2 separate regions of the Mus musculus genome follow, and region 1 is linked to region 2. Evidence: chromatin loops called from intact Hi-C (ENCODE). Cell type or tissue: left cerebral cortex. All regions are shown on one strand. Each heading gives the region's core, and the rest is flanking DNA. Links, peaks and the distances in the headings are about the cores only.

Region 1 (15,681 bases), core at 3,224-11,223, 68 kb after region 2:
CAGGCCACATGCCTGAAGCACCGAAGCACTTTGTTGATGCTAGGGATCTTGTTACCCATACAGTCCACTCTGTCATCCAATTTCAGCTAACTCTCTGGAGTGGGGCAAGCTAAACCTTCATCTCACTTCCAAATGAGTTCTGCCATTAGACCTGAGACTCCATGCTGCTTTCAACTCAAACAAGCCAAGCATCTATGAGAAAAATTAACTGTTTTGTATCTTAATTAAGCTGGTAGATTACTGCAGAGTCTACTTCTCTCTCTCTCTCTCTCTCTCTCTCTCTGTTTCTTATTTTGTTTCCTTGGGATTTGTTAAACTAAAAATACATTGTTGCTTACCTTGTTCCATCTAGAATCTGAAAAATCCTCCACCTGTTAAAGGAACAGTAAAACCAGTAGCAAGAGCTTGCCAAGAGAAAAGTTATATTTTTATCGTTTCCTAAAACTGAAAGGAAATAATTCATGGTGTCTTTCCCATTTTGATTCCCATTAGCTCACCTATAATAAGTGGGGGCATTTTAAATCACAAGGCTAAAAAGGAGAAGGGCAGCACTGAGAGCCAACCTCTGAATTGCTGAGGGAAGGGAACGATGGATTTACCACAAAGATTAACTCCATTCTCTTTCTCAAGGGGCAGTGGCAAACTCAGCAAAGAGAAAAACCAGGAAACCCAAACCCAGACCAAGCCTAACCCTGGAGCATGAATGAAATGGAAATGTTTCAATGAAAGAACTTATGGGAGATTTTTCACATCATTGGGAATGTATGAACACATACAAAAAAATGAAAAGAACTTTTAGACTTTGCTTACACTCTTCAATGAGATGGAAATTCAAAGCATGCATGTGCGTGCACGCGCGCACGGGCGCGCGCACGCGCACGCGCGCACACACACACACACACACACACACAAAGTGATAAATAATTCATTACTGTCGTGTCTGGCACCCAAACACAAGATATCCATCAAAGTAAGTAAACAATATATCTCTCCATTTATAAAACTTGCTTAGATCTTTCTCATAACACAGGTCTTTGGAGTCACAAAACAGTAAATCTACAGTGTGAACTTCTTTTAGTTCTTTTGCATTTATTTGAGTGTTTAGGTGTGTGTGTGTGTGTGTACACGTGCATGTGTTTGTGCCATGATATATGTATAGCAGTCAGAGGACAGCCATAATATGTGCATAGCAGTCAGAGGACAGCCATGATATGCATATAGCAGCCAGAGGACAATTTGCAAAAGTTGGTCCTCTCCTTGTACCATGTAAGCTTATGGGATTGAGCTCAGGCCCTTAGACTAGATCGCAAGCTCCTTGACCACTGGGCCATCTTGGTTAACGTCTCATCTGAGTAGCGTCTGTCTCTGAAGTTGTGCCAGATCAGTGTGAGACTCAGTTAGCTTTCTGATTTTGATTACACCACAACAAAGGGCACTACAATTTTGTATACTTCCTTGTGCATACAAAAAAAAATGTTATAAGGGCCTGCACGTTGTTATGGGAGAAGTGTCTCATTACATCAAAACTGTGTTCAGGCTTCTAGGGTGAGTTAAGACTATCTTTAAATAGCATAGCCAGCATCAGAGCCTTGCTTGCATCATCACTTGGGGAACAGTATACTACTTTCTAAAATTCTTGAGTCCTTGGTATAGTTATACCTCACTTTCCTGCTTCTCGGTTGTTAAGACTTCTGAGGAAACAAGTGTTCTGAGAAACCAACATGATATACCTGGTGAGTTCTGACACTAAATCCTTCAACAAGATACCCCCATGAATTGACTTGATATCCCAAGCTCAATGTATTATCTTTCACTCCAACCACAACAGAGAAGAAATTTAGAGCATACTAATCTACCCCATGACATAACATCCTCATACAATCAAGACAGCCTAGAAGCCCTTGTACCACACTTGGCCTGGTGAACAAAAGAAAATAGAAATTTTGGATGAAAATACAGACAAATGAAAATCCTGTCAAAAACAGAAATAAGAGAACACTTTTAAAATGAAAATATGATACTACATATTGATTTTGTTTTACGTCCAGGAATTTCCAAAGTAAATTACACAGTAGTTTCTAAAACCATAATTTTTATTATACTCTCCGAATGGAAATCCACAAATGATGTAAATATTTCTATTGATTTATTGATCTGTATCAGGGCTGGGTCAAATTTAACTTCAATCAGGGAGGTGCTATCTCTTGAGAGTATCTCTTTTTATTTCTAGGAAAACTTCCCTCCTGCTTGTTAGCATTTCCCAGTGATTGCACTGAGGAGATTGTAAAGAGTTCATTGCCTTACCTGAGTGTCCAGATGGCCAGAGGTGCAGTATTCAGTGATGAGCCACGAAGATGTTACAGGGACATCAATCAAAAGCATGGACAGCCATTGTAGGTGAGTCAAAGCCATGGGGGAAAGTAAAAATAAATGAGAGAGAGAGAGAGAGAGAGAGAGAGAGAGAGAGAGAGAGAGAGAGAGAGAGAGAGAGAGAAGCTGGATTAGAAGAAAAGGAATTAATTTTAAAACTTTACACAACTGTACATAAACTCTCCCTTTGGAATGGTTCTCAAATGAAGTCCTTTAAAAAGATCCTTTAATCATGAAGAGTCATTCAAACTACATGTATTATCCAACATGTGCCAGGAATTTCTATAGGATATAACAGTGGATAAAACAAACAAACAAAATCCTTCCTTTCTGCAAAGTCTGCAATCCTGTGGAATATTTTGTGGGCCATCTGCTTGAAATAAGGATTCTCCAGAAATATACCATATGTGAAAGTATTTCTCCTGGTTTTATTTATTCTTTTCTTTATGTATGGAGAACATACCCAGTGGCATCACAGTCAACATTTGTAGTAGAAGAAACTGCTTTCTGATTAGAAGGAACAGAATAAAGGCATGGTCTCTTCCCCTTAAAAGCCCTCCCCAAAGGCTATCACTTAGGGTTCTTTCCAGCTGTCCCAAGAGCCTCCAGTGCTTTTTGAAAGGTTGTGAAAACAAGGCCTGTCAATAATAGGTCAGTTCTCAGTGGGAGAGGAGGTGTTTATTCTTGCTGGGAGTAGATGTCCCAGGGTGCAGTGGTACCTAGGGGGCACTTTCCTTTCCCTTAGGAGAAGGGGAGGGGATAATGGGGAGAGGGATTTGTAAGGGTGGGACTGGGAGGGGGGCTACAATTGGGATATAGTATGAATTTTAAAAAGTAAACTATGAAAAGAAGACAATAATATGTCAGTTCCACGTCTTAATAGAGCTTTTCTCATTGGTTGTTATGGCTTCCTCTAAGAGGTGACTCAGGTGACATGCTGAGATTAAACTCATTAGCCCTTAGCAAGCCCCATTCTGGGAAAACAGCAGGCCTGGGAAGACAAAGGAGTCCTGGATATTCAGTCCAGGACCTGGATGTTGTGCTAAGATCAAGAAGATGGGATCAACCTTCAAAAGGCAGCAGCTATCTAAAAATATCAAGTTAACAGGGAAAGCAAAAGATAGAAATGAAAGCAATGCACCTATCACTGGAACAATGGAAATGTGGGAGTACTTGAGATTTTGAAATTCTAAAGGGGAATTCACCTTTTCTTCTGCAACTATCTCATACATAGATACAATGCATTTTTATTAGATTTCCCCCCTTTCCTGTTGATTTCCCTTGCCCAAATTATGATAACTTTTACTCTCAGGTTATTTGTTATGACCCACTGAGTTTAATTAGGGTGGATTGCATAGGCATGGATGACTGAGGCTATTTCACTGGAGTCTGGGGAACTTCGAAGTACCTAGACCACTGAGGAAAATGACTTCAGCTGAGGGCTTCATCTAAACCAGGAATCTCCAACTATGGCACCTACCTTTGGTATGTACATTATTAGGGTTAGTTCTTGTTGCTTCAGAAAAAAAATAAAGCAATTCACTTCGATATTAAGACCCAAATCAAGACCTTAAGAAAAGCAAAACTGAATCAAAATGTAGGATCTCTTGCCCAGGAATCAGGATTCCTGGTTTCTGGTTCCAATTTTCCCAATGACTCATTTGATCTTAGGCAATAATCTTTTCCACTGACTTTTTGGAGATGAACTCCCTCAACAAGCCAGTTCTTAAAGCACCCCATTTCCAAGCGCAACATCTCTCTACTTTCCATTTTGGAACTGTGTTAGTCTAGCTGTTTTATCAATATAACCTGCTACTGGTGGTTCAGAGAGCCCAGCAACCCTGCATTCACAAGCAAATGAGACATGGTCAAAACAACAGTATCTGAATGGAAATGTGGCTGGCCATTGTTCTCTCTGGGGAAACAGCTCTATTTATTTAAATATACAAAGTGGCTGGTTCTTTATGGTGGAAAATTTACATCAAAAATTGGGAAGCCATCAAAAATCAACAACTGATCGACCAACATTTCCCTACTCCAATTCTTTCTTCTTATATACGTGGTTTAACTGCCAAGAGCCTGGGATGGGGTGAGAATGGTGTATTTGCAGAGACTTTTATAGTCACACAATCTCAAATAAAGGATGCTCTCATTTGGTGAAGGATTCTTAAATCTTTACCTACAGCAACATTTGGTCTGATTGCAAATTTGTAGGAAGCAATTGCTTACCATAGCTCCGGAGCTTCCAAGCAAATGGTTTCCAAGCAAGTGGTACATTTGGTCTGTCTCTCTGTTACTGTCTCTGTTTTCTTTTCCTCTCTCCTTCACTCCCCCCTTCCTTCTCCCTCTCTTTTCGTCCCCACCGTGCCTTTGACTGGACATTTTTTCCAGTGTCACCTTGCTCCAACCTAGTAGATTCCCAGTCAACTAACTCACTACACTTCTTATTTCCATTTTATACTACGGTCTTCCTTTGGCTTCTGAGAATCAAATGTAAAATATGCTAATGGTAAACAAACAGCAATTAATGATGACAAAACCCTTTCTACATTCACTAAGCTAATGAGTTCCCTATAACTAGAAATATATCTAATGTCTACAAAACCCTATGTTAAAGATTGTTCAAACTGCTTCAGACAGATGGGGGAGCCAGAAAGAAGGGCCTGGATGCTTGTCCCATTAAAACTCATTTTTTCCCTTATATAAATCTTTAAACTGTTGCTTTTAGCAGAGGTTTGGGGTCATAAAATAAGCCCAGGAATTATACAGATTGGGTAGCAGTGTACTGTCATTTACTACCTGCTCAACTCTCTTGCCTGCAAGATGGGACAATTATAATGTCTGTACCAATAATGATACACAATATGTATAAAATACATTATTATTAGTGAAGCCCAATTAGAAGAGAAACCAGTCCAGTCAGAGAAGAAACCTGGTGTCATTTGTAAGCATGCCAATGAGTTTGAGTATAGGGTAGTTCTCAAGTTACTTGTAATGATCAGTTGAGATTATACATAGTCATTCTGTAGCAGATGACAAGAATCAGAGTCAGCATGCAATAACCTTTATGTAGAAGTATTTTAACCTAGGAGAAAAACTAGGTAAGAGAATAGGAGACTAGGCTCAGCAGTTAACAGCACTGACTGTTCTTCCAGAGGACTCAGGTTCAATTCCCAGCACCCACAGGGCAGCTCATAACTGTCTGTAACTCTAGTTCCAGGGGCTTTGACACTCTCACACCATGCATATAAAATAAAATAAAATTAATTATTTTTAAAATGAGACTAGTCCAAAATGATAGTGACTTTGTCAGACCACAGCAATAGCTCTCCAGCCTCTGTTACTGAGCCATCTTTCACTGGGAACAGAATCAGGTTGTCAAAAACAGTGCCCCCAAAATACCTATATACCAATAGCCAGCCACACTTATTAAAATTGTGGAAGGATGTGCCCCATACTGTTTGGCCATTTTGCATTCTTTCTCAGTCTATACCAAGTCCACATGAAATAATGCTTGCCACACAGAACAGGGTACCTCATGGTTAGCCTGAGAAGACTGTAGTCCAGATCATCTTTCCTAAGTACACTTTGATTATCTGTTTTAATTCACAAGCCACAGGTGTTGTCACAACTGTGAAGTCCTCTGAGTCTGTTTTGATTGTTCCTTTCACAGTACCTCCCTTTTCTCCAAGGCACTTGAGTTGGTTTCCAAACTTAACCCCATGTCATTCCATTTTCTGCCAGCCAACATGGATTTCAATCTGGCATTTGTATTTTGGCAATAGTCATAGGAGTACAGAGTCTTTTAGGACCATAGTAATTACTGTTCATTGATTTTTACCTTCAACCCTCTGACAATAAAGAAGTCTTTTTTAATAACCCCTTAATAACATGAGATGCAACACAGATCAATTATAGTGGTGCGTTTAATTCATAGCTATTGGTTGCTTATTCCCTAGATGCAATATGGGTAGCTTGGACTAGAATGCAATAATTAAGGTCCTCATTTCAGAACTGCCGAATATCTGGCTCAAAACTTTGGCAAACACATTCCTAAGTGGGTAATAGGGTCAACTGGTGCCTTTCCCTAGTTCCTATTTATTATAATAGCCTAAGACTCTGTGATAAACTTGGCTTAGGCTGGCACTTTCTGTGAACTATATAGCCCAAGTCTAATAAACAGAGATCTAGACAAAAACACTCCTGAATTTCTCTAAGAGACCCTCATGCCAAGGGCTAGGAAGACAAGTTGTTCCTCAGTAGCCTCCTCTTTTTATCAAATCCCCAGACAGCCCATGAACTCCCCAGGCATCTTTGAATGGTCCTGCCTGAGAATTTCGACAGCACTCAGCACACAAGCTAGGAGCTGCCTAACTGGGGCATATTAAGGCAATTTAAGGGATTCTATTGATGACTTGGTATGTTAAATCTCTGAGGTTACATTTGTTGAGAGCCATAAACCTAAACAAGTGACTAATATGAACACATCAGCGTTTTGGGGGTGGCAAATCCTTTCATTACCACCTTTAATGGTAACAGAGTCAGCACCTATCCCAAGATGCCTATCACATCATGTCTGAGTCAGAACACAAGTGGCTGCTATAAACAAGTGATACAGAAGGTTATTTCAGCATTTACCACTCATCTTTGACATTTTAGATTTGAGTCCCCTATTCACTTGTTATTCCATATCTCTGACTACTGTAAGCCTAGTTTTAGACTCTACCAAATGAGGTTATGTAAACAGACACTCTGAGGACTGGATGACATTTTTTAGGGACTATTGAAGTCACTCAACATTTCTGGATGCTGAAATCAGGCTGGGGACAGGGACTCATGACAGAGCATAGCAGTGGCAGAGCCAAGGCCAGGACCCATTTTAATAGTATGTCACTCATACTATGCGGACTAGAGGCTTCTTAGAACAATGGTTCTCAACTTGTGGGTCGAGACCCCCAACCAGGTATTGTATATCAGATGTTTACATTAGGACTCACAATAGTAGCAAAATTAGTTATAAACTAACAGCTAAAATAGTGTAATGGTTAGGGGGGTCATCATAACATGAGGAACTATATTAAAGGATTGCAGCATTTGGAAGGTTGAGAACCACTAGCTTAGAGCATCTTCTCTCACATCCACACCACACTTCAGAACAAGTAAAGTGCTAGGACTGCAAAAGACTCTAAAAACAACTACAGAAGACTCAAGGGATATTTCATTCTTCATTTCTATAGCTGTGTATGTAGAAACAACAGTTTTATTCTTTCTGATAACTTCTCACTCACAGTCTGATTGCTGCCTATGAGTTGACCACTTCTCTCATTAACCTCGACTATTCCGTTATTCTTTTCATTTGAGGAACACAATGCCAAATACATGAGCCCTTTATTGATGAAGCACCAATCACATTTTGGAAACAAAATGGATCTGATGAGAAAGCTTGCTGCACAGCCTGTTCACAGAAGGATTTTCTTCTCTGCTGTCAAGTGAGTCAGTCCTTAGTGGCAGAAGCCTGTTCTCAACTCTTTCTTGTCTGCATTCCTAGCAGACCACCCTCCTTTCACCTTCCCCCACTCCCACCCTCACACACCAGAACTGAATAAAATTCTCCCACTTTGGCATCATAAGAGTGCCCTCTAGTGATGCTCCAATTAAGAATCTGGGGAACCAAGGAATTCTCAGGTTTTGGTGGGAAACGGGGTCAGTCTTAACTTGCCCTTGGCCATCTGAAGGCACTTCTGTGTCACCTATTTATCAATTTAGTCTTTCCCATAGCAGGGAAATGGGTGTTTTGTAATGGAGTAAGCAAAGCAAAACAAAATGGGGGGCCACCAACCTTAGAAAATCTGCTGTCCTTCTTCCTGAGAAGTGTTAGCATTCATGATGCAGGATGCCTGTGAAGTCTAAAATACGAGTGCAAGCACAAGCTGACTCTCAGTTGAAATCTAGCAAGTATTTTCATACATGCCTTAGAGTTCCCTGTAGTTGTAGGATGTGACCTTATAATATGTTTCCTCAATTTGGTCACACTGTATACTTTTTCAGCAGTAAAAGAATCAAGAGTCCCTTGGAAATTTCCCAAAGTGTGACAGACTTGCCGTCCACTGTAAGAGAGACTAGAAAAAAAACGGCACTTACAATATGTAATACAATATTAGATTACTATAAGTAAACATTTGGAATTATTCCCTCCTATTTTACTTCCAGGCTTAAGAGGTTAGGGTCTGGGAGATCCACAGTGCATGTTATTTAAACCAGCAGAAAGGGCTCCACTGGATCTTATACAGTCAGTCATGCAAAGCTCTGCTTCATTGTATTCCTAATAGCTTGTGTTGACACAGACAAAAGGTTGGTAAGTTGCTAACATGACGTATAACTGCTTCACTCATGTTAGAATGTTCAACCACAGGGATTGTACAAGGTCCCTAGCAAGGAATCATTTGGCCAGCGCTAACGTAAGAATTGAGATCCTTCCCAAAAAATGTTTAGTGAAATCACTAACAGGATCAGATTCATGGGATGGTTAATAATGGATATATGTCAGTCCTTTTCAGCAAGGATGGGGGTCGGTGGGGTGCTTATGTCTCTGATGAAGTCACATCATGGTGAGAACAGTGGATTGGATGGGAAAAATCATTCAAGCTAGTGCCAAGTGAAAAGTGAATGGTGAACTAGAGTTGAGTCCCGCAACTGTGTTCCGGAACCACGGTACCTCTTCTTTGGATACTTCAAACTGTCAGTATCATTTTCCTCAACAGAACTAGGACCTCTCTGTGATCCCAGCACTTCCTAGCAAAAGACACAAACTACATGAGCCATAAAATATCTGTTTAATGTAACACACCCAACATTCTTCATTTTAGGGGTCGGGAGCTGCATGTTGCTCAGGTGTTTCTGAAGATGCGATATATAGGATCAAGTAAATGAAACAGTCGAGTGCTGTTCCTCATGATTTAAAAGAAGCTGTGTGACAAGGGCTTTGATGGGCCACTGCTTTTCTTGCCTCCACTTGCCCGGCCTATGTCTTCTGGGGAAACTGGGAGCTGAGAGGTCATATTTAGGAAAGAGAGAGAATAACTATAGAAGTTGAACAAGGCTATAAAAATCTCAAAGCATGGACTCAGAGATGTACTTCCTCCGATATGAACCCCCCCAAAACAAAACAAAACATTTCTGGGGTTGTTCTCAAAATAACTACCAAAAGAAAACTCCAAAACAACAACAACAACAACAACTACAACAACAACAACAAAAACCTTTAAAGGTTCCATAACCCCCTCAAACAGCAGCAACAACCACAGACAAGTGTTGCACTACATGAGCCTATGGGTAGACATTTCTCATTCAAACCCACCACACCAGTCAAACAGCAAGCACTTTTTTCCTGCCTGCTGCCATACCTCCCATGCATTTATAGACTTTGCCTCCAGGACCATAGCTCAAATAAACACCTTTTTTTCTGTAAGTTACTTTTGGTGATGGTATTTTATCACACAATCAAAAAATAAATAAATAATAGAGCATGTACAGTGTGTTCCTAATTAAATTTTCTTAAATTATCCATGGAAACATTTTTTGAATGAACAATTAACAGTTCTGTGGACTATGGGGCAAAATCAGGACCAAAAATATTCAGTGGTTTACTCTTCAAAATATCAAACCAGGGCACATTTGCAGAATAGACTAGAAAAATATGTTTTCCAGAATTATTGGGACCTATCCCTTAATGAGCAAATAACAATATTCCTATCATTAACTAGCATGTAACGAGGACTTCCTCTATGCCAGTCACTGTATGCTTTACAGGGATTATTTAATCCAAAGAAAATAGTCTAAAATTATTGTGCAGATAAGAAAACCATGGCTCAGGAGGTAAAATGTAGTTGTTTGGCCAGTCTGACAAACTGAGTTTGAACCCCAGGACTCTACCTGAGTAAGAAGAAAGCCAACACTCTCCAGCTTTCCTCTGATCTTGCCATGTGCATGCGCATGTATATGAATATGTACACAAACAAAAAAGCAAACAATAAATTCAATAGAAAGAAAAGAATGCAAAAAGAAAAGAAAAATCGAGCTCAGAGGGACTAGCACAGTAAGTGGTAGAGTCTGCATTCAAGCCCAGAATCACAGAATGTCTGTCCCCACGCTCATTAGCCACTAAGTAGATCTAACTGAAATTGATTTTACTTGCACTGCGGTGTTGCAAGGTAGACATCATTCTCATTTCACAGGGAAGATAGACGGGTCTCAAAATGCAACTCACTCAAGGTCATATTGCTAATAAGTAAAGCTACCGGGACAGAAACGTTCAATCCTCCAGCCATGAATACTATGCCTTGCCCATTAGACTCTGTGCTTGCCTCAATGTGGCCCTGATATTGAAAGGGTCACTGTATATAATCAAGCTAGGCAGAACACACTTCCACTGAGAGCTGGGAACTGCACAGTCCAAAGTGCTTCCATGTATGCCTCTCTTCAAGCTTCTCAAGGGACTATTTTTCATTTTGAATTCCAGGATATCGTGCAAACCACTTGAACACAAGGGCCCTGGATGAGAGCTCAGTGTAAATCTTCCTGGGACCTGTGCTGTGCTTTAGACATAAATCAAGTGGCTGTGGGTGGGCCTGGTACCTTCAGGGACTGTGAATTGGCAGGCAGATCTAGTCTCTCTGGAACAGTGAGGAGGAAGAGCGGACTTTCCCCCTATTGTTTCTATATTTATTTTTTTATCAATACAAGAATATGATTAAAATGAACAGTTAGAATCCAGATATGTAGGTCAAGGATACCAAAGTGCAGAGGGAGGAGGCTGGAAGAAGACTGTGTGCCTATGGTAAGAGGATGAGTTGACGCCTTGGGAGATCATAGGTTTTGGCTTGAAATGGCATGGTGAAGCAGGCCATGCACACTTGATCACAGCCAGTTTTAAACTTATTCAAACAGAAAGGTATTCCTAAGAGACCATCAAATCCAAACTCTTAATTTATAGCTTCAGAGAGAGAAAGGGATCTATAAAGGGCCAGAGCATTAAGCATGGGCCCCAAACCTTCTCCTAGCCCTTACACTTTGCATTTAGGAGTTTATAAAACGCCACTCTTTTCTCATCAAAAGACAAAATAAAAAGAAAAAAACCCCTCTAGTAACCCCTGCAAGAGGGAAGGATAGTAGCAAAGGGACCAGGGGAAACTGGTATCAGGTTGCAGAAGGAAGACTAAGCTTTCTTTTCCGACAGTAACTGTAAGATATCCTTTCCCATCTTCTTGCTCAGGCCCCAAAACTGAGCCTCGAAGAAGTGAAGCACTTTGCCCATTGCCCTTCAGTGAACACGCAGAGAAAGGAGCTTGTGAGCTGCTCACACAAACAGTATGGAACCACCTCATTTCTCTTTACCTACTTTCCTAGTACAAAAGAGTACATGCTGAATTTTTGTGTGTCCAATTTTGCAATTGCTGTAATGAACCTGAACTCTCATCGGCTAGCCTAGATCCAACGAAGCTTTGGATGGTACCTTGGCTTAGCCTTTTGAGAACACTTTTGGTTATCCTTGTTTTCTTGGACTCAAGGAAAAAAAGATGCCCTAAGGAGAATCTGTCAGGTCAAATGATTTATAGTTCCCCCCTTGGGTTCTGGTGTGCCACCTCAGGCTGCTAAGGCTACCTCCCTGGGACATAGGAGATGTTGATCATGGGATCCAATCTGTCAGCTTACTGAGGTGATGCTATGGGAGTGTCTTCATACTGAAAAGCAAGGGATATAGATGCTGCCTGCATCCAGAGATACTAACTAAATATCTCCACTCATGTTGACATGAGTCCCACCACCATTCACTTGTGATAGCCCTTTAGTAGCCTATCAGAGTGTGGTAAATATGAAAATTCTGAGCACATACCCAAAGAATGTAAGGGAAATTCGGTATTTCTTATTTGAATTTTGGACCTGACAACTTGCTAATTAGAGCGGTGGCCCATAATTGGGTGTGCTCATTTCTCCTCATCACAATAGGGAACTCTGTTGCAAAGCAGAAATCACCAGGCAGCTGGTTTTCTGAAAATAAAATCTTTGTTTATTTGACATATGTTACAATCAATCTCTAACTACCAACTTCTGGCAGTTGCCCTTCACACTCTGGCTTTCAGTTGCTCTGACCCTAGCCCCTTATCAGGTGGGTAATGAACTGGAAACGCACACCACTTGCTCCTTTAAAGGAGGCCCAATTTAAAAGAACCTTTCTCTAAAAACTCTTTGTACATGTACTTTACATTTGAGAGGGTCATCTCTCCAAACTACAGACATATCTCCCTTTGATTCAAAATGTAACCTCTACTCCTCTGACTTATGTAAGTTTAACAATTTCATTTCAGATTCAACCCATCTATTTTGAAGTGTGCAATTTAATGGTTTTTAGTATATTCACAGAAATGTACAACTAACATTGAAAACATTTAATCATTTCCCAAATAAATCCCTGATATTTTACATTTAGTTTTTCTATGCATTTGTTATCCCAGATCCTGACTGCCATAAATGTAGTTCTAGACTCTATGGATTTGTCCCTCTGAGACATATGGTAGTAGTTATCCTTTATGACTGGCCTTTTCCAATTAGCATATTGTTTTCAAGATTCATCTGTGCTGTATACCATATCTGTCCCTCCATCCCTCCTTTTCATAACCAAAATGTTTCATATCCAAAAATTTTAAGGAGTAATATTCATCTACAACTCTATCCTCACTTCCTAATCAAGTCCACATATCTATCCTGAGGAGATAATGTGGTACAATCATTACTAGCACTATGATTATAGACATGACTGAGAAATACAATGGGCACTTTCTTTCCTCTCCATTCCTTCCTCTTTTTCTTTTCTTCTTCTTTTCTTTCTCTCTCCCTCTCCCTCCCTCTTTCCCTCCCTCTTTCCCTCCCTGCCTCCCTCCTTCCCAAAGCTCCGTCGAGTGTCTCTGATGCACTAGGAAACTTCAGGTGCATGGGATGCAAAACTGAGTTAAACATGACTCACGTCTTCCATGATTTCACAATGAAGCTAGGAGTATGGAAAACCATGCATTATATGAGCTGGTTCCACTAGACACAACTCCTGGAGATACCTGTAAACTATCCCGAGTTTATTTGTTCCTCACAGCTCAGAACTCGGTTCCTGATTCCACAGACATTCATGAGGGAAAGCAATCAAAGAGGAGACAGTAGTCAAGAGTTCAGGTGGGCTTTATGGATGTTTTGTATTTTTAAATTAAGGCGAATCCATGCAATTTAAGATGAATGATTAAAGGTGTAGTATTCAGCGGAAGTTAGAATATTCACATACTGTGAAGTCATCACTTCTCTCTAGTTCCAAAACAACACCTCAAGAGGAATCTTGTACCCATTAAGCAGTTATTCCATCTTCCACACAACTCAGTGCATGACAACCAGAAATGTGTTTTCTGTCTATATGAATTTTCCTGCTGAGACGATTCATATAAGCAAAATCATATAATGCAGCCTTTAAAAATCTGGCATATCTCACTACTCAGCATAATGTTTTGAAGACTGGCTCATGTTGTAGCACATATCAAAAATCTGATCCTGTTTATGACTGAACAATATTCCATTGGATGGAGACAACACATTTTGCTTATCAATTCACCTACTTTTGAGCATTTGGCCTGTTTCTGTTTGGCACGGTCACAATTCATGCGACTATGACAATTCATATGCAAGTTTTTGTGTAGACGTGTTTTCACCTCTCTTAGATTTATACCTAAGAGCAGAACAGTGAATCATATGGTAATAGCATGTTTAACTTCTTGAGAAACTGCCAAAGACTTCCACACAGCAGATGCACCATCTTACATCCTCATCAGTATTGTACAAGATTTCACGCTCTCCATGAGTTTTATCTCTATTTTTAACTCTCAGAGAAAAGTTCCATTAAATTGGTGACACCCAATTAGCCTAAATGATTGGCTGTAATGCTGGGCATTTGGGTCTGGACCTCTTAATTAATGCTCAGGCCAACAGGAAAAACAAAGCAAACAGGGACATATGGGAGTGGAAGCTCTCCCCTCCTCCACAGCTCAGGGAGTGTGTTTTGTGCATGCACACAGACTAGAGGTTAGAGATAGAAGGTCCACTTGATTGATGTGGACCTGTCCCCTAGATTCATGCCCATGGGAGTCATAGCATCCAGTTCAGCAGAGGACCCAGAGAGAAATGTTCTCAACTGTAAGAACCAAAGCCACAAACTCCCTGGTGATGTTCTGAAGTAAATGTCACAAAATCAATACTGACTATGGCAGGAAGGAAAGAAATGATGCTGCCTTCTCTGTTCCATGAGAGATTACAAGTTTCAGTGGGTTCGGCAGGCCATTAGATCCCATGGTATTTGATACTGGCTTCCATCCCTTGGAATAAAAGTCTGATGTAGATCTGGGAAATAAATAATAATGATGAATATCTAGCTCTCAAGATGATGGCATGTGAGTATATCACTGAAACTTGCCCTTATGGCCTGTCTCTCTCCTTCAGTGATCAGACAGCTGGATGACTACTGAATCCATGGCTCCTGCAGTCTATATCACTCTCTGGGCAGCTCAGCCACATTCTGAGATGCCATTAAATCGTTCAAGCCATTACATGCTATTTTCGGGCACTGAAACTGTCACCGATAAGATGACATACCTGTCACTATCCAGGAAAGGCTCAGGCACAAGCCTAATGTCCCTCCTCAACATGTTAAGAAGAAAGGAAAGGAAGCCTGGAAATAGAATCTTGATGATCCTAATCTGTTTCAGAATCCTTGACTCTTCAATTACCTGAGATTTTGATGAGTAGTTTTGAAATTATATTAGTAGAGTTTTTTCCTTTGTTTGTTTGTTTGTTTGTTTATTTACTGACTATGTGTTTTCCAGTCAGAGATCCCAATTTTGGAAGTCATTCCTCAGGAGTCATCCATTTTGACCTTTTGAAACAAGAAGGTTTTTTCTAGGACCTAGGGCTCAACCAATTAGACTAGGCTGGTGGGCCAGAGAACCCCTGGAATACATATGTCTTGTCCCTGACTCCAGTGTTGGGATATTTGCCTGTATATGGCTGGATTCTATTCATATACTTTAACTCAATCTATAACACATCAGTTCAAATAAATGCATTTATATGAAAACCGATGACTTTCCTATGAAGGTAAATAGCAGGCATTTGCAAAATACAAAACACTAATTTTGCTAATAATTTTTGCTTTCTAAATCAGCAAGTTTTTCATATAACAACTAGTCTCTATGTGATTTGGGGAAACATTTAATAGGTATCCTA
Region 2 (15,681 bases), core at 4,633-12,632:
TTCTTTTGCAGAAATCATTAGAGGAAACCTAGTCAGGAAAAACGTTTCCTCTCAGCATTGGGCCCGTTTCCAGAACAGCACAGGGGGGAACGTTCCTCCTAAGTGAAGGCTGCTCTTCCTGTGCCCACGGTTGATTTTAATGAACTCCAGTATTGTTTTAAGGTGCTGAGAAAAATGACGTGCAAACCTTGGCTTTAGTGGGGAGATACAGGCCTTCTTAACTATTGCAACTGGAAAGAATTAGAACCGTTCAGAATCTCAAGGGCGGGAGGGGTTATGCAGCCTATCCTCACAGAGAGTTTTCTTTAGTTATTCCAGCTACCAAAGACATACATACTAAAGAACATCACATGTGTGTGCCACTCAGCATTAGTACACTAACGGCATTAGTATAGTAACACCGTCTTCATAGTAACAATACAAAGAAGGAAAACGTGTTAGTCTGCCATTCGACCTTTTTACCTAAGAATCCAACAGCAAACTGGTGTGAGTACAGGAGAGGAGAGGGGCTGAATATGTTAAGTTCTTGCTTTGGCAGATGCTATCTTTAAAGTGTGGTTAGCATGGGAAGCTCTATAAGAGGGCTACAAGATCTGTATATTCCAGATCTATCTTTTATGTAGAAAAAGGAGCATGGACAGTCATGTTCCCCTTTTAAGGTAAAAAAAAGGAGGATGAGTGTCATAATCAGTGGGAAAGTAGTGGGAAGCCAAGGGCTGAGTGCCCTCTCCATCACCTTCCCATGCACAATATGCTAATGCCGGTAGCAACTCCACATCAAACTGAAATGTCTGGAATCCCAGAGACAATTCAGGGCCAACCCATTTCAGACTGAGTACATTTATAGTGCATGAAATCTAACAGCAATGTATACTGTAAAATATAAAGCATGGGTTGTTGATGGTTGTTTGTTTGTTTGGGTTTTTAGGTTTTGTTTTCTGCTTTTTTGAGACCATGTAAACATCCCGCAGTGTTTGACAGAGTAGAAAGTTTAAAAACTGGCACGTTATAAACACCATCCTGTGGAAAGGGGAGCATCACTTTGTAGAAAAGTCACAGGGCCTTGCTATTCATCACGCTGTGGAGCAGTTCTGGGAGGGGATTGCCTAAACTGTTCCACGTACCAGTCGCTGCACACTGCTCTGTACTCTGGAGACAGTGCATGCTATGTCTTGTATGTAGAATTGGCCACCTAATTAAAGGCAGAAGCCATCCTCAGGTGTAGATGATAAATCTGTATTTTGACAGGCCTCTTACAGGTTCTCGTCCAAGCCCTTGAGCAATGAGACTCTAAGGACCTACCAAGTTTGCACATTCAGTCTGTGACAGAGCCATAACCCCAAACAAAGTCTCCAACTCCTTTATTTTAAAATTTTAAATTATTTACTATTATAGTTTACTACTAGTAGTACTACTGCTACTACTACTGCCACCACCACCACCGCCCGTTAGATACCATGATCATGTGACTGGCAAACAGCAGCTTTGCACAGAAACAGCTCCTCTTCTGGGTAGGAGTTCCTTTCTTCTCACTGCACGACCTCAAAGCCATAAAAAAAGGTCTTACAGCCAACGTTCTCTTGGAGAGAAATGTCTGATCCTGAGTTCTCAGCTTAAGGAACACCATCCTTGGGTTTTTTTATTCAGTACTGACAACCGACCTTGCAATTTCCCAGGATGTTCCTTTTAGTCTTCTCCTAGCTGCTCTACATTAGATCCTTGTTCTACCATCAGAACTTAAGGGCTCTGAGCCCAAACCAGGCAAACCCTGCTCCTCCATCATCAGCCTGCCTCTGGCTACAGCACCTTATCTCTCCTGGCCCCATCGATGGTCCTTCCCAAGCAGCAGAGAATGTAGCAATCATAATGCCACCTGAAAGGGGATGAAGGCTGTTTCTTTCCCAGTTCTTACGGAGGCCTGAAATCCTCTACCCGTAGTTGCTATTTCTTCTTGTCCTGTACTGTCAGCAGGTCTAGCTGCCCAGAGAGGTGACATTTGCCATCTCTTTTCCCACATCTTCACACTAGTTGAGCCTTCCTATTTTGTCATCTCTCTGTCTCTCTGCCACATTTTTTGTTTAAATTTCTCAAAACCTCAGGTGTGGGAGGAAAAGGATTATCAATACATTTGACCTATTTAAGAGCACCAGAAAATTTATGTGAGAAAGAAGCATCCCTAAAAGGGCAATGCCATGCCTGTTTCACTTAGTGAAGAGAGTTCAAGCAGCATCACAGAGAAGGACAGAGGCCTTCCTGGAGCCACGGGCTGCAGGTAGCTGGTTACTGTGTACACAGAGAAAGGATGCTTCAATAGTCAGCATCAAGAGGCCTTTTCCTTTCTGCTCAAAGAAAGCAAAGGAATTTGAAATGAGGCCATTTGGTGACAGTTTGATCAAATCCCCCCCCCCCACCTCCTTTTCAGAATCATGAATCAGTCATGAACACAGTAAGTTAAAGCAAGATTTGATTTCCCTAGGGCTATTTTTGAAGTTCCGTTGTTCCCCTTTCCCACCTCCTTCCATGTAACATTCATGAGTCAAGGTGTGGGGAGAACACACCAACCTTCACCTTTGAAGTGGAAAGAATGTCCTGACAGTTGATATATGGGCAGGTAGGCTGTGGGGAGGCTGGGGTTGCTGCATTGGAGCAGACCAAGCTCCTCTGTTCAGGTGATGAGGGCTTTATTGCTGAGGTGCTCCACTAGAGAATCTTGGTATTTCTTGGTTAATTTGCGAGGATTAAAGTGCTCTTGCTCCATACCTTTCTAAAGGCACCACACCCTCTTTCGTTTTTTGTCCTAAAAGACATCTTTTAACACAGTGCGCTTGCCTTCATTCTCGTTATATCCCCATGGCATACTTGTAAAACAGACAGGTCTAGCCCATTCTACAAACACAGAAATTAGTGCACAGAAAGGTGAAAGGCCACATACCTAGTAAGTGATCAAGTTGCATATGCCTTAAACCCATGTCTAGACATCCAGACTCATTTTGCTTATCCGGTGCCACTTTGCTTATTTTTAGAATGAAAGGAATTTTGTGGGACGTAGAATTCTGCAACACTTAACAGCATAAGAATTCTGCAACACTTAACAGCATAAGAAACGGGGTGGTATGATTTCAAGCGTGCAGGTGAACAGAGTTCCTCTATCTCATATTAACCAGAAGTCCGTAATACGATATTTATGCCTTTTGTTTAGGTATCTGCTATATGAGCATGCATGTGCATGTTTTGGTGAGAATTACAGGGAATAGGAAGTGGCGAGTCATAAGGTATTAAGACTCACCCTTTGCATAGAGGAGCAACTATAGGACCTGCAAAATGACAGCCACCCTATTCTATGAGCTTATAACTAGATCCCACATTGAGATGAGATGGGTTAGAATAGAGTAGGGAGGTATACAAGGCATGCATACTGAAAAAAAAACCCAAGTTTAGAGGAAAGAAAAAAAAAGCAGCTGAGAAGGAACAGTCAAGACCCACAGGGATTATATACTAGGGCTGAGAACCTGTCAGCGATCTCTGGTTTAAAATGCACCTGATATACAGGAGAGAGATATGGAGACCAGGAAGAGTAGGAAAGGAGAAAGAGGGATAAATAAGAGCAAGGTACAATAGTAAACTTTGTGTACTAACTAATGTAGTAATGAATCACATGAATGTGAAACTACAGCTACCAAGGGTAAAGCTCAAGGCTTTGCAAAGAAAATTAGCAGGCTGGATTTTGGCAGAATTATTGCCAATGACTTTGATAGCTATGTTACTAGTTTGATCTTTTCTTCTGTCTCAGCACTGCTTCCCTGCATATAGAACCACACACACTAAGCAAACTGACCTCCTGCTGCCACACAGCACTTGGCCACCAATAGCTTTGCTCATGCTCTTTTCTCCAGTTACAACAGGGTCTGTTTACTCTGTGTCTAAATAGCTTATAGGAAGCCCACAGGAGATGAGTTTGAGAAGTGTCTATAGATGTCCCAAGACACATTGTCAAAGTCTCTTTTATAACCTGGTGTTTGTGGAATGTCCACCCCATGCAATCCTCGCATACAGATGAATCATCTCTAGATTACTTATATGTCCAAATGTAATTCAAACACTATGCAAATGCTATGCTAGTAATTCTTACAATTTACTCTTTAAAGATTAGTTCCATGCAAAAATCTCTGCAGGTATTCAGGACAGTCACAATGTTTCCCCACATATTTTCCCTTTAGAGTTAGGTGAACCCACAGATATGGAACTCCTGAATATAGAGCACCAACTGTACCATCTTCAGATGGTTTATTTCCATCTGATTTTCACAGCTGAAACCACCATGTATTCCTACAAACCTCCAGAAAGGGCTGTGGACACAGCAGTTAGAGCAGTGTTTCTCAACCTGTGGGTCATGACCCCCAGAGAAGTTAGATATCAGATATTTACATTATGATTCACAACAGTAGCAAAATGACAGTTATGAAGTAGCAACAAAAAATAATTTCATGTTTGGGGTCACCACAACATGAGGAACTGTATAGTAAAGGGTCACGCATTAGGAAGGTTGAGAAGCACTGCTTTAAAAGATGTTGCTCATCTGACCTTGTACTTCATGTCTGAGTCTTTTCTCTCTTGCATGGACACTTGACATGAAGAGAGCAGGTTCTCTTTTTGTCTCTTCTTTTCTCTTCCTATGGGATTTGTGGACTCAGAATCATGCAGCAAATCCAAACACTGGCAAATGCTTTGCATTTGAGTCTCTGGGATTAGAATGCCCTGGAGACAAGTTCTAGAGTACATTACTTAATGTCTCTAAATGTGGCTCTCCTTCTCTGAAAGCACCTACTTAACAGAACTGTGATTCTTCAATAGGCTAGCCTATGTAAATAGCTTAGCAAAGTCCAAGACACCTAGTACTGGTGTACATACGTATGTACAATATATGTATGGTTTGGAATTACCAACCATAAAATATTCCCTAGCCTCTCACTAGTGATCACTTTGCTCTTAATGAAATGTCAGCCCCATCAGGCTCCCTTTAGCCATAACCCAACTACGCAAAGGGAATCACACTAGGAGGCCTTTGGACAAGAAGCTGTTAAATGACCTGACTCCTACTACATTTACAGTGGTGTTTGCTCCGCAAAACACAAGGAAAGACAGGAACTGGTTTCAACTTGAATTTGATATTTTCGTGCCCCACAAACTGAATGCCACCAAAGCCTCCACTCCCCGAACAGCGGTTTGTGGAGATGGAATAGCGGCAGTTTTTCATTTTCCAGAGTCCACTCACCCTTCCAAGAATCTCAATGCCTCATTGATTCATAATACAGTGCATAAAGATTTCATTTTTCCTGCCCACAGTGATACATTATGGAGGCAATCTGTTTTGCCACTGAAAAGTTTGCTTAGTAGAAAAATTTGGAGTTTTGACATTCAGGAAATTACAGTCATCTGTAAAACACGATTGATATGCCAAGGCTAACATTTTCATTGCACTCTTGGAGCCAGAATAACTATGATAAAATATGTGTTACCCTCCACACATTTCAGGATCTTTTAAGGAAACATTACTTAGCACTAGGAACCTTCCTCCCTGGGCTCCGAGATTACAATGGCTGTGCTGATGAGAGGGGAACAGTTGACTGCCATTGCCATGACAATGACTGGTCCCATGTTCCATCTTGGTTCTGGCTGGAGCACTGGGAGCAGTTTATTCCAGTGCTGCCAGGAAAAGCCATGAAGGAGGGGAATCAAGAGAATTAAGCTTGAGAACTACACACACACACACACACACACACACACACACACACACACACAGACTTTGGGACTGGCAACCAGCTGCCAAAGGTGCAGGTATAGGGGGGGAAATCAAGAGAATTAAGCTTGAGAACTACACACACACACACACACACACACACACACACACACACACAGACTTTGGGACTGGCAACCAGCTGCCAAAGGTGCAGGTATAGGTCAGATAGAACTGGAAGCTGAAAGACTACAAAAGTGTATCCGCCTATGACCCCAACTTGCGCTCATCCTTTACAAGCTTGAACTCAAGGTGATTCTCTTGTCTCGGCCTCCTGAGACCTGGGATTATAGGTTTTATATATGCCGGACCCTTTTCTTTGTCTCATTGCAGGTACAATTTTCTAAATGGTACCAGAAACCTGCTGCTCTAGAGCTATTTGTCCAGCATTTGGTTTCAAAATAATAAGTGCTGTGGAGGTAGTGGAGTGGCTTGGATGTAAAATAGCCCTTGGGACCATCTGGGGGTGAGGTTATGAGCAGTTTCTCCTTGGTCCTCATGCACTGTGTCCCATCAGAAGTGTATATGCAAAACGGTGGTTCCAAAGCAGACAGCAGGTACAATTGTCTTGGCATTTGGAGACTGCTTAAAGTTTATCTCAACATATTCTTTCTAGTACAGGGAAATGTACTGTATACAAACCATATGAATAGGTCTGACTCATCAGACAAGGAGTCTTTAAAAGCCTTGAGGATGTCTTGCATGCATCCATACTCAGTTGTCACAAATGCTCTCTCATCTTTGATGGTGTGTCGGACACTATTCTAAGGGATTAAAATATGTTCTTTCCATTATCACATCAAACCTACAGGGTAAGAACTAGTGTTGCCAAAGAACTAGGATTGCCATTTTCCTTTTAACAATACAGGAAACTAAGGCACTGAGAGGTTGAACAATTTCTATATCACACAGCTTTCTGGAAAGAGGTAGAGAAGTATTCAAAGCTCAAAAAGGGTGGTGACATACTTCATGTTTATGATCTATATTGCCTTTCATAGAGAAAACAATTAAAGCTATCTCCTGGGGTCTGGGGAGATAGCTCAGTTTGGAATGTACTGGCTGCAAAAGTACAAGGACTCAAGTAGAATCCCCAGCACCCCCATAAAATACCCATGGGGTATTTCCAGTGTTGGAGTGGGAGAAAAAGGCAGATCTCTGGGCTTGCTGGCCTGCCACATAAGCCTACATAGTAAGCTCCTGATTTCAGTGAAACTCTCTGTCTCTAAAAACAAGATTCATGGCTCCAGAGGAATAGTATCCAGTATTGGCCTCTGGCATCAACATGGACATCATCTGCACACACAGAAATATGGGTACATGCACATCCATGCACGCACGCACACACACACACACACACCCCACTCTGCTAGGTTTTATTGTCCTCCAGAAAGACCCTTTTCTATGTTAAGCTTCTTACAGGAGCAAGGATGACTGACCAGATCAGAAGGCGATGCCATAGAGGCTGGAGCAGCGCAGAGGAGGCATACAGGAGGCTGAGAGAAGAGGAGTGCTGAGGGGAAAAGCAGATCGCTGCTCTTCTTCCTCACAGTAGTATCCAAAGGGCCCAAGTTGGCTTGCTTCCCCTTTTCCTGGGTAACACTGCATGGTTCTGACCTGGCACAGGGCTCTAGCTGGATGACCATACTCTCTGCAGTCATAGAGACAAATAAGGACCTATTTACCTAGTTTTGACATGTGTTATTTTATTTATAACTAAGCTACATACTCTTTACAGGTCAGGAATCAACCCTTAACAGGATTATTCCTGCCCTCAAATCTCTCCTTGACCACAACAGAAAATTCTTAGAGCCTATAGGCAAGTGACACAAGCGAACTAGCAAGCTCAAGCGAGCTCAAGCTCACTAATTAGCAGACTTTATTAGAAAGCAGATAAAGCAACGTGGAAGGGAGCAATGACACTGAGTGGAGAGAGCATAGATGCTGGGGAAAGGGGTCTACAGGGACACGGAAGCAAGAATCGCCCACATTCCTCACTTTCTCACCCCTCAGAGCTAAAGCCCGAATACATACTGGTTTTCATACAATCTTTCCTTTCTATTTATATGGACTACATGGAGGCAACTTTCAGAATTGGTCCTTAAATACTACTAGGCATGAGTAAGGATGCCTTTGGAAGTCACCTCAAATCCTTCTTGGAAGTAGGCTGGAAATAAAAAAAAAATAAATGTACAGGCAAAAATAGAAAGCCGTTCCCTGTTTGTCTTGAGGATGCCTTACACATTGATTTAGAGGGCTTTATTACTCTGTGAGTCACACATTTGGTGAACAGCACATTTTGAAATTGAGACTCCATAAAAAGGACCTAACGGACTGCTGCAAACTGCTCCCGACTGGGCCCACTTGTCTTCAGTCCCCAGAACCCCAGGAAAGCAAGGCTGTCGGCAGCCTCTGCAAATGCCAGTTAGCAGGCAGCCCCAACACACTCTCTCAGTACACTGTTCTTGCCAGCCCAGCCCCCTCCACAAAGTTCTTCAGCTTCCATTGATTCAATCCCTTACCCACTTAGCAATTTTCTTCATTTCTGTCCCCAGACAGGTTTTTCTCTCACCTCCCTGTATTGTTCTGTTCCTTCTATCATGGAGTGATCGATGGCCCAATAGGCATTTACATTTACAAAGCAATTGCATTTACATAAGATAACGCTTATCTCCAGCTAAAAAGAGGCCCAGCTATCATACACATATAATAGGGAGGGTACCTATTTGTCATCCACATTTATAGCACCTTAAACTGGATAGACTGTTCTAGGAAGTAGTATATGAGGGGAGAGCCCTGTAAAATTTATCACTGGAAGTAATCAATGAGTCTCAACTAAAAGATTCTATAGCTCAAGGTAAAATATACAAAGGTATAGTAAAATATATATTTAGTGCTTACAATTTGCTGAATTTAATTCAAACGTTCATTGATTTCATTTAATACAAAGATTATATAATCAGGAAGTCAGTAGCAATTGAAAATGGCAAGTCTAGCCTTTATTCATCAGGATGTTTTGGTAATATCTAGTAACGGCAGGATATTCTCATTTGATTGAATTGAAAATGCAACATATATTGGCTTACAAAAACTTAATCAATGTGATCAAATTAAAATAGGCCACTGCCATGCCATCATGATTAAAGCACTTGCACATACTGCACACTTCTCAGAGGTTTGTGATGTTAATGATTTATACACAGCTTTCTTCTCAAGGGAGTTAGACTTAGAATTTTTTTTACTAGACAATTAGAAATCCCCATTCTTTATTTTGAAAAATGTTGCAATGGCATTATTGATGTTAATTCTCAAAGAGTGCAGAATAGTAAATAGCATGTGCTGATTTTTTTTTCTCTTGACCATCATTGCCTCCCTGTGGGATGATCATTAATCTCAGAGCTGTAGCTCTTGTGAGTGGTAATGAAGTTTAGCAATGGTAAAGTGAACATTTTAAAATAGACTGGGGGTGGGCAGTCCACTTCTCTGCCTTTTGCAAATCAGCTCTAGGCTTCATTGAAAGGAGTTTGCTTAAGGCCCCATTAAAAAAACACTAGTTGAACTGGTCTGATGTCTTGAGTAGAAGAATACAGAATTAGGCTACTTCAATTAAATGTGTTCTTAACAGACCATCACAGGTACTATGTAGGGAGATGTGAAATACTTTTTTCCTTCTTTTAAAATACATCTCTCCAAGCTCGCCAGTTTTACACTGCAGCAGCAATACCTGGAAAGGAATAGACGATTCTGGCATCATTGTTTCTGTGGATACTGATAATGAGGAACTGTCTAGCTATTTGTACTGGAGTCAGCAAAGATACCTCCTCATTTAATAGCATAGAAGGCACAGACCCAGAAAGGCTAAGTGATTTTCTCAAGATGGCAGAACTAGACAGGGTCAGACCTAGGAACAGATGTTCAGTGTTTACCTTGGCTCTTTTTCTATCCTAGAGTGTATCTAGCTTACTTTTAATACACAAGTCAAGTCCTTGGAACCTACCTTTAACCTCTGCCTCTCCATTTCCCTCTGCTTTGCCCTCTCGTCTTCTCTGCCACCAACTATATATCAGTGAACTATTTTTAAAGCACTCTTAGCAACAATTTCCCAGGTAATAGTCCTTAAAAGGCAGACAGAAGAGGAGGTTCAGATAGAGGGCCAATTGGATCTGAGCATTCCTTTCTGAAATCTCACAGGACTTAGGAAGCTGCAATGAGTCCTATACTTGATTCAACATAAAACTCCTCAACAGAGACAAGGCTCTTCACTTAAAATAAGTTCAAGGATCTTTCAAGTTCAAAGACAAAGACATTTTTTTTGTTTATCTTCTGTTCATTTATTTTTTTAAGTGAGGCCATCATTTACATCTTCTCTCATATTGAATTCCAGGGTTATACTTGTTTTTGCAACAAGAGAAAGCAAAAGAATAAGCAGCCCATTCCAGGGTGTACCGCAGACACTCCACTGTGCTGATTACAAATACATTGCAGACATGTCTTACTTTAATCCCTATAATAATAAGACTCTACTTTGTATTGGGGCAGAGTCTGCAGAAAAAAAAAGAAGTACACCTTCATCATGTGTTTCAGACTCTCTATACCACCTCCCTTACTCTTGTCTACCTTCAACCATACCAGCATGTACCACGTATACCGTCTGGGTGCACAGTAAAAATTTGCTGACTGAATTAATTAAAAATGTAATAACACATATAGTGCCTGATTAACTGTTAGATGGATATTATTGAGAGATTGGGAGACAGTCTCAAGAGTGTACCAGGAGAGACATGATAGAGGAAGGCATAGCCATCATTTTAAAATGTGAGTGTGAGTCATTCCAGTGACTCCACAAGACTCTCCAGTAGTAGACAATAAGTAGACAATCATGTAGTAAACATTTCAAAGACCCAAGTGGAGGGTCTTTGAAATGATACATGCATACCATTATACAATGTATATCTATATCAAATATTGACTCATAGCATCCAAAGTATACAAATATACAATCTATATAATTTTATGTGTCAATTAATTTGATAAAACAATCTCTGCTAGACAGGGTGGTTTAATTCTTACTCCCACTGTACAAAGAAAACTAAGGCTGGAATATGTAAATTACTTAAAGTACTAGAGTCAAGGTGCAAAGCCATGTCTCTTGCCAATGAACTAAGATTCGAACAGGGGTACTTGAAGGATAAAGGTCAAATAATGATGCTGTGATGATAGCCTGTGGATAAGGAATCCAGGGGGATGAAGAGGTGAGAGGATACTGCTAGCATGTGCCTAGGGATTCTGTTGAAACAGCCAATTAACATGCATACGGTGAACAGTTGAAGAACATTTTTTAAAAAAATTCAAAGCAAAATTGCACTTAGAATTGTTCTAAATACCTTCAATAAATAAATTTTAGAAAAATCACGGGCCTCTTAATTGTATTCAGATTAGACTTTGACCATGAAACATCTGCCAGGCCATTTTCTGGGAAAGGATGGCTTCAGCAACTCAAAGAGCCCTCTGAAAGCTAATGCTATTTTCTTCCCCTCCAGGTTCCATTAGACCCTTGTGCAGAGGCCAGTGGAAGGAAATGGAGTAGGAATAGAGCACGTTCACTTAGTATGTAGGACAGCAGTCGATTGGGGAGCATCACTCAAAACTAAGGCATTTTCTTTCTTCTAAGCATTTCAGGATCAGTTTGTATGTAGGTTGTAATCTTGCGCAGCATCACCTATCCATCAGGTCCCTTCCATTCAGGTAGAACAATCTGCCCACATCATGGGAGAGTTTTTCTTTTTTTGTCTTTTTAAAAGGAGAACTTGGAAGTGAGGAAAGGGAGGACTTCCCCTGTCCCTGAGCAGATGGGGCAAGAACATCCCAGGTAGTAGTCTTCATACCCTTCTCCTTGGCTATTATTTGGTCAGGTCTGCACTTGTACTTAGAAACTAGTTCTCAACAGTTGAATTTCTTTTTTTAAAGATGGAAACGAAGTCACTCAGAAAGAGGCATTGTTGGGGCCTGAGGCTTCAAGTACTTACTAATTCAGCTTATCCATCACTCTCAACTTCAGCAGGCTCTCCATGCTTTCCTCAAATGACTTGGACAGAACACAGATAGAAAATACTGGTCCACACAAAAGAAAGATTCGTTAAGTACACTGTCCTGGATCATTGAACCCAGATTGTTTCTTTATATTGCTTTTAGTATTTTCACCAGTTAAAAGGTAAATGAGGAACTGAAGAGGCTGATAGTGATAGGAAAAAAAAAAAAACAGATAATCTTAGGGGGGAGGTATGTGGGAAGCAAGCAGAGGACAAGAAAAACCCACTCTTTCCTTGCCACCACTAGTGACTAGTATAAAATGCTATGCCCACAAATGTAGGTCACATGGCTTCACACACTATACCAATCAAGATGTGTGGCTCAACTGTTTCTTTCCCTATGACAACATGTCCGATGCAAAGGACTTAAAGGGAGGACGTTTTCATGTGGGTTCACAGTTTCAGGTAATGCTTGTGTAGCTTTGTTGTAAAACACAAACTCCACAGGAGAATGACACATGGGAGAAGAGGCTGTTCAACTCATTCAGGAAGGGGATAGGGAGGGGTTGGGAGAGAAATGGAGGGAGAGAGAGTACAAAATATCCTCAAAAGCCATGCCCCTGGTGCCCGAGTTCCTAATAGCTCATTTGCTATGTGTTCATTGTTATAGTAAACCACTGATGAGGGTGAGTGCTTTGTGTATCTGGGCAGCAAGCCTGCAACACATGATCTGTTTTCAGTAAAGTTCATACCCAAAACACAAGAAAAACAGTCCCTCAAAACAGTCCTTTTCTTGTCTGCCACCAAGGGGGAGATAGTCGGATAATCAGGGAACATAACTCACAGCCTTCAAATGTATATTTTCTAGGGTAGAGTTGGCTTCATTAATTATTCTCCAAATCATATCTGCTAAAGGTAACCACTTGAAAAGTGACTACTTGATGAGGCACTAGGTATATTATGCCGGGAAAAGGACATGCTAATCTGTGAGGCTGGGGAAGGGGAGCCAATGCAAACCAAGTCCAGGGGGGAGCATGAAGACAGTCTAAGTTTGTCAATTTATGAGGAAATGTGCTTCCCTCCATGGTTTGTGATGACCACTTAACAGAGTGGACTTATAGCTAGTAGTGTTTGTCAGGCCTTGGACACAATCCACTGCTCACTTTTCAGTGTCTTGGTGATACCAGGAAGAGTGACAAGAAGAATTCTCTGGCTTGCAGCAGGAATGGGAGTTGTCTTTGGAGAGTAATGCAGAGAGTTAATGGCAGAAGACTATCTCCTGACAACATTTACAATCTAACCAGTTACCCTGGTACCTGCTGTGAGAGCAAGGGCACAACAGAGTCTGGACATCCCTGAAGTGCTCACATGCATAAATAGGAAAAAGGAGGTATATATGGGTAGAAAGCATCTCAATAACGCTGTCTATGCACAAATCTCCCCCCTAGCCACTATGAAAAGGTGCCATATGGAAGAAAGCCCACCATTCCTAACCCTTCTCTTAGAGTTCTGATGCTAAAAGCCAGAGCTCTTAGACTTGAAGTCTGGGACAACCTGTGATCTGCCTAACTTCAACAATAATTTGGTCATATTAAAAGCCAAGTCTGGGGACTTGAGAAACAGCTCAATAGCTAAGAGCATTGGTGCTTTTCCAGAGGACCTGGGTAGAGTTCCCAGCAACCACATGCCAGCTTACAACCATCTGTAACTCCAGTATGCCAGAGGATCAAATGCCCCCTTCTGGTCCTAGCAGGCACTAGGCATACACAACTAAGTGCAGAGATACATGTGCAGACAAAACACTGATACACATAAAATCGATTCAATAGCTCTTAAAAGGAGCCAGATCTGTAGAAGAGACCTAGATGTTCACTCCCAAGTCCCTTCAGAAATTTGTATAGCCAAGGAAATAAAATGCCCGAGAAGCTCTCCTTGAGTTAATGTCATGCTCTACTTTCTAGGATTAAGTGAGAGTATGCATGTATGTAAAGAATCTTAAACAAGGGCAATACACAGAAAGCACTTAGTAAAGGTCACCTCTTCTTGCTTAAAAAAAAAGTCCTTGCTCCTTACAATCTAGTAGTCTTTACTACCTTTTTTTGGAAATGAATTCTATGCAGTTCTACTTGTATGTAAATATGTAAGGTATTGCGGATAGGTACCTAAAATTCATTCTCCCGATTTCAGAGAGACCTGTGCCTGTGCCTGTGCCCTACAGAGAAGGGAAGACAATTTAGACTTATGTGGACACTGATTTCAATCACCATTCTGAAACTTACTAGTTACATGACTTTGAGCAAAACAGTTTCTGTCAGTTTAGTTTTCTCATCTGTGAGGTACAAAAATCTGACTCACGGGATTGATGGTACAATTACATCAGATTCAAAGTCTCTTTTACCACTTGTGAAAAAACATCTATGTTTGTAATTTAGTAATTTCAGGTTTTAGCCACATTAAGGTCCTTTCCTCTTCATGTCTCCCAAACTTATTCAAAGTTTTTGAAGACAGTGTTAGTGTATGGAAAGATGTGGTGACATGCACATGCAGTATGTCCACACGTGAGCATTAGAGAGACGACTGCAGGTCCTCAGCCCCTTTTCTCTGTTGTTCTATTTTTATTCAATCTGGAACATTGCTCCATGCCACTCACTTGTCCTCAGAGTAGGTCTTGTTCTTCAGTTAGGTCACTCTGGAAACACCCTCAACAAACACACTCAGAGGGTTGTTTCCTAAGTGATCCCAAACTCAGTCAACTGGATAAGCAAGACCAGCTATCACAGAGGAGCAAATGCATATTAGTCCTGGCAGCAGAATGCATGAGAGTGGGGAAATGGTATATAGATGATCACCTGGATTAAGTAATCTAGGCCTTCTTCCAACCCTATTCAAATTACCCAAAACAATAGGTGATCAAATTATTTCCAGTAATATGAGGTACTGTCTTTCTTTTTGTGGGTGAGGATATCAGGGTCTCATATAGGCCAGGTTGGCCTCCAATTTGCTATATGGTCAGAGCAGACCCTGAATTTCTGATCCTTCTGCTTCTACTTACTCAGTGCTAAGATTATAGATATGTGCCACCATCCTGAGTTTATGTGGCGGTACGGAATCAAAACTTCAAGACCAGTGTTCTATGTTGGCTAAATAGGCAACACACCAACTGAACTATAGCCTCAGCTACAACAGGATGTTCTTATCTGATTTATCTTCACCATCCAGAACCTTTTCAGATATACAAGGCACATATACAATAATTATTCTTCAAATGCACTTGATATCTTGATTATCCAGGGCAAATACCACTTTAAGCAGGCACAGATTATGGCCTGAATTTTGTAGCATTGCCAGCATTTCCCAGGCAAAATATATCATTCACTCATCACTGATCTGTGTCTTCTTTCTTATTTTCTTCTTTAAACGTTGACAAGCTATCATCTTGAAAGTCCAAGATATATTTTTTAATGATGTAGTAATCACTGACCAATCATATTGCTTTATTTTTGTCCTTCCCATTCCTTGGGTTGTTTGCACATAATAAAGGTAGTCATGAAAGTTTCTGAGCCAGGTCCAGGTGGGGTAGCCAGAAAAGACAAGCCTTATTTTCAAGTGGAAGATGAGATAGAACCACTCACCCCAGTTCCTACAGAACTTGTTATTCCCTCTAACCAAGGTCACCAGAAGCAGGACCAGTCTTCTGATTATTTTTGTAACTCTAATTCTAACACATTGCCTAAGTATAAAGTGTATGTATAGAAAGAATAGAGGAGTTTACACTCAGGGTCAAGCACAGAAATTAAGAGTTTTGGCTCTATCAACTATTAACTATGTGACTTTGGACTTCTTCCTCATTATGAGGGGCTG

The links. Peaks named below come from ENCODE experiments on the same cell type or tissue, not always from the same donor. Only the 100,000 strongest peaks of a DNase experiment are listed, where the experiment ranks them.
Region 1: it touches region 2 in a loop (2.4-fold over the local background); 9 of 42 quality-filtered maps call a loop at or near these places.

What each region holds. Positions count from the first base shown.
Region 1 is chrX:51,471,036-51,486,716 of GRCm38, forward strand. Hs6st2 (heparan sulfate 6-O-sulfotransferase 2) reads right to left here. Exons shown (of 5, transcript NM_001077202.2): 3 at 339-371. Among named protein-coding and RNA genes, the nearest start is that of Hs6st2, 200 kb to the right of the region's middle. In left cerebral cortex, for the core only: a CTCF peak has its summit at 8,010 (motif pointing left); a DNase peak (open chromatin) is centred at 7,943.
Region 2 is chrX:51,402,004-51,417,684 of GRCm38, forward strand. All of the region lies in intron 4 of Hs6st2 (heparan sulfate 6-O-sulfotransferase 2), which reads right to left. Among named protein-coding and RNA genes, the nearest start is that of Mbnl3, 200 kb to the left of the region's middle. In left cerebral cortex, for the core only: no CTCF peak of the experiment used is centred there; a DNase peak (open chromatin) is centred at 8,062.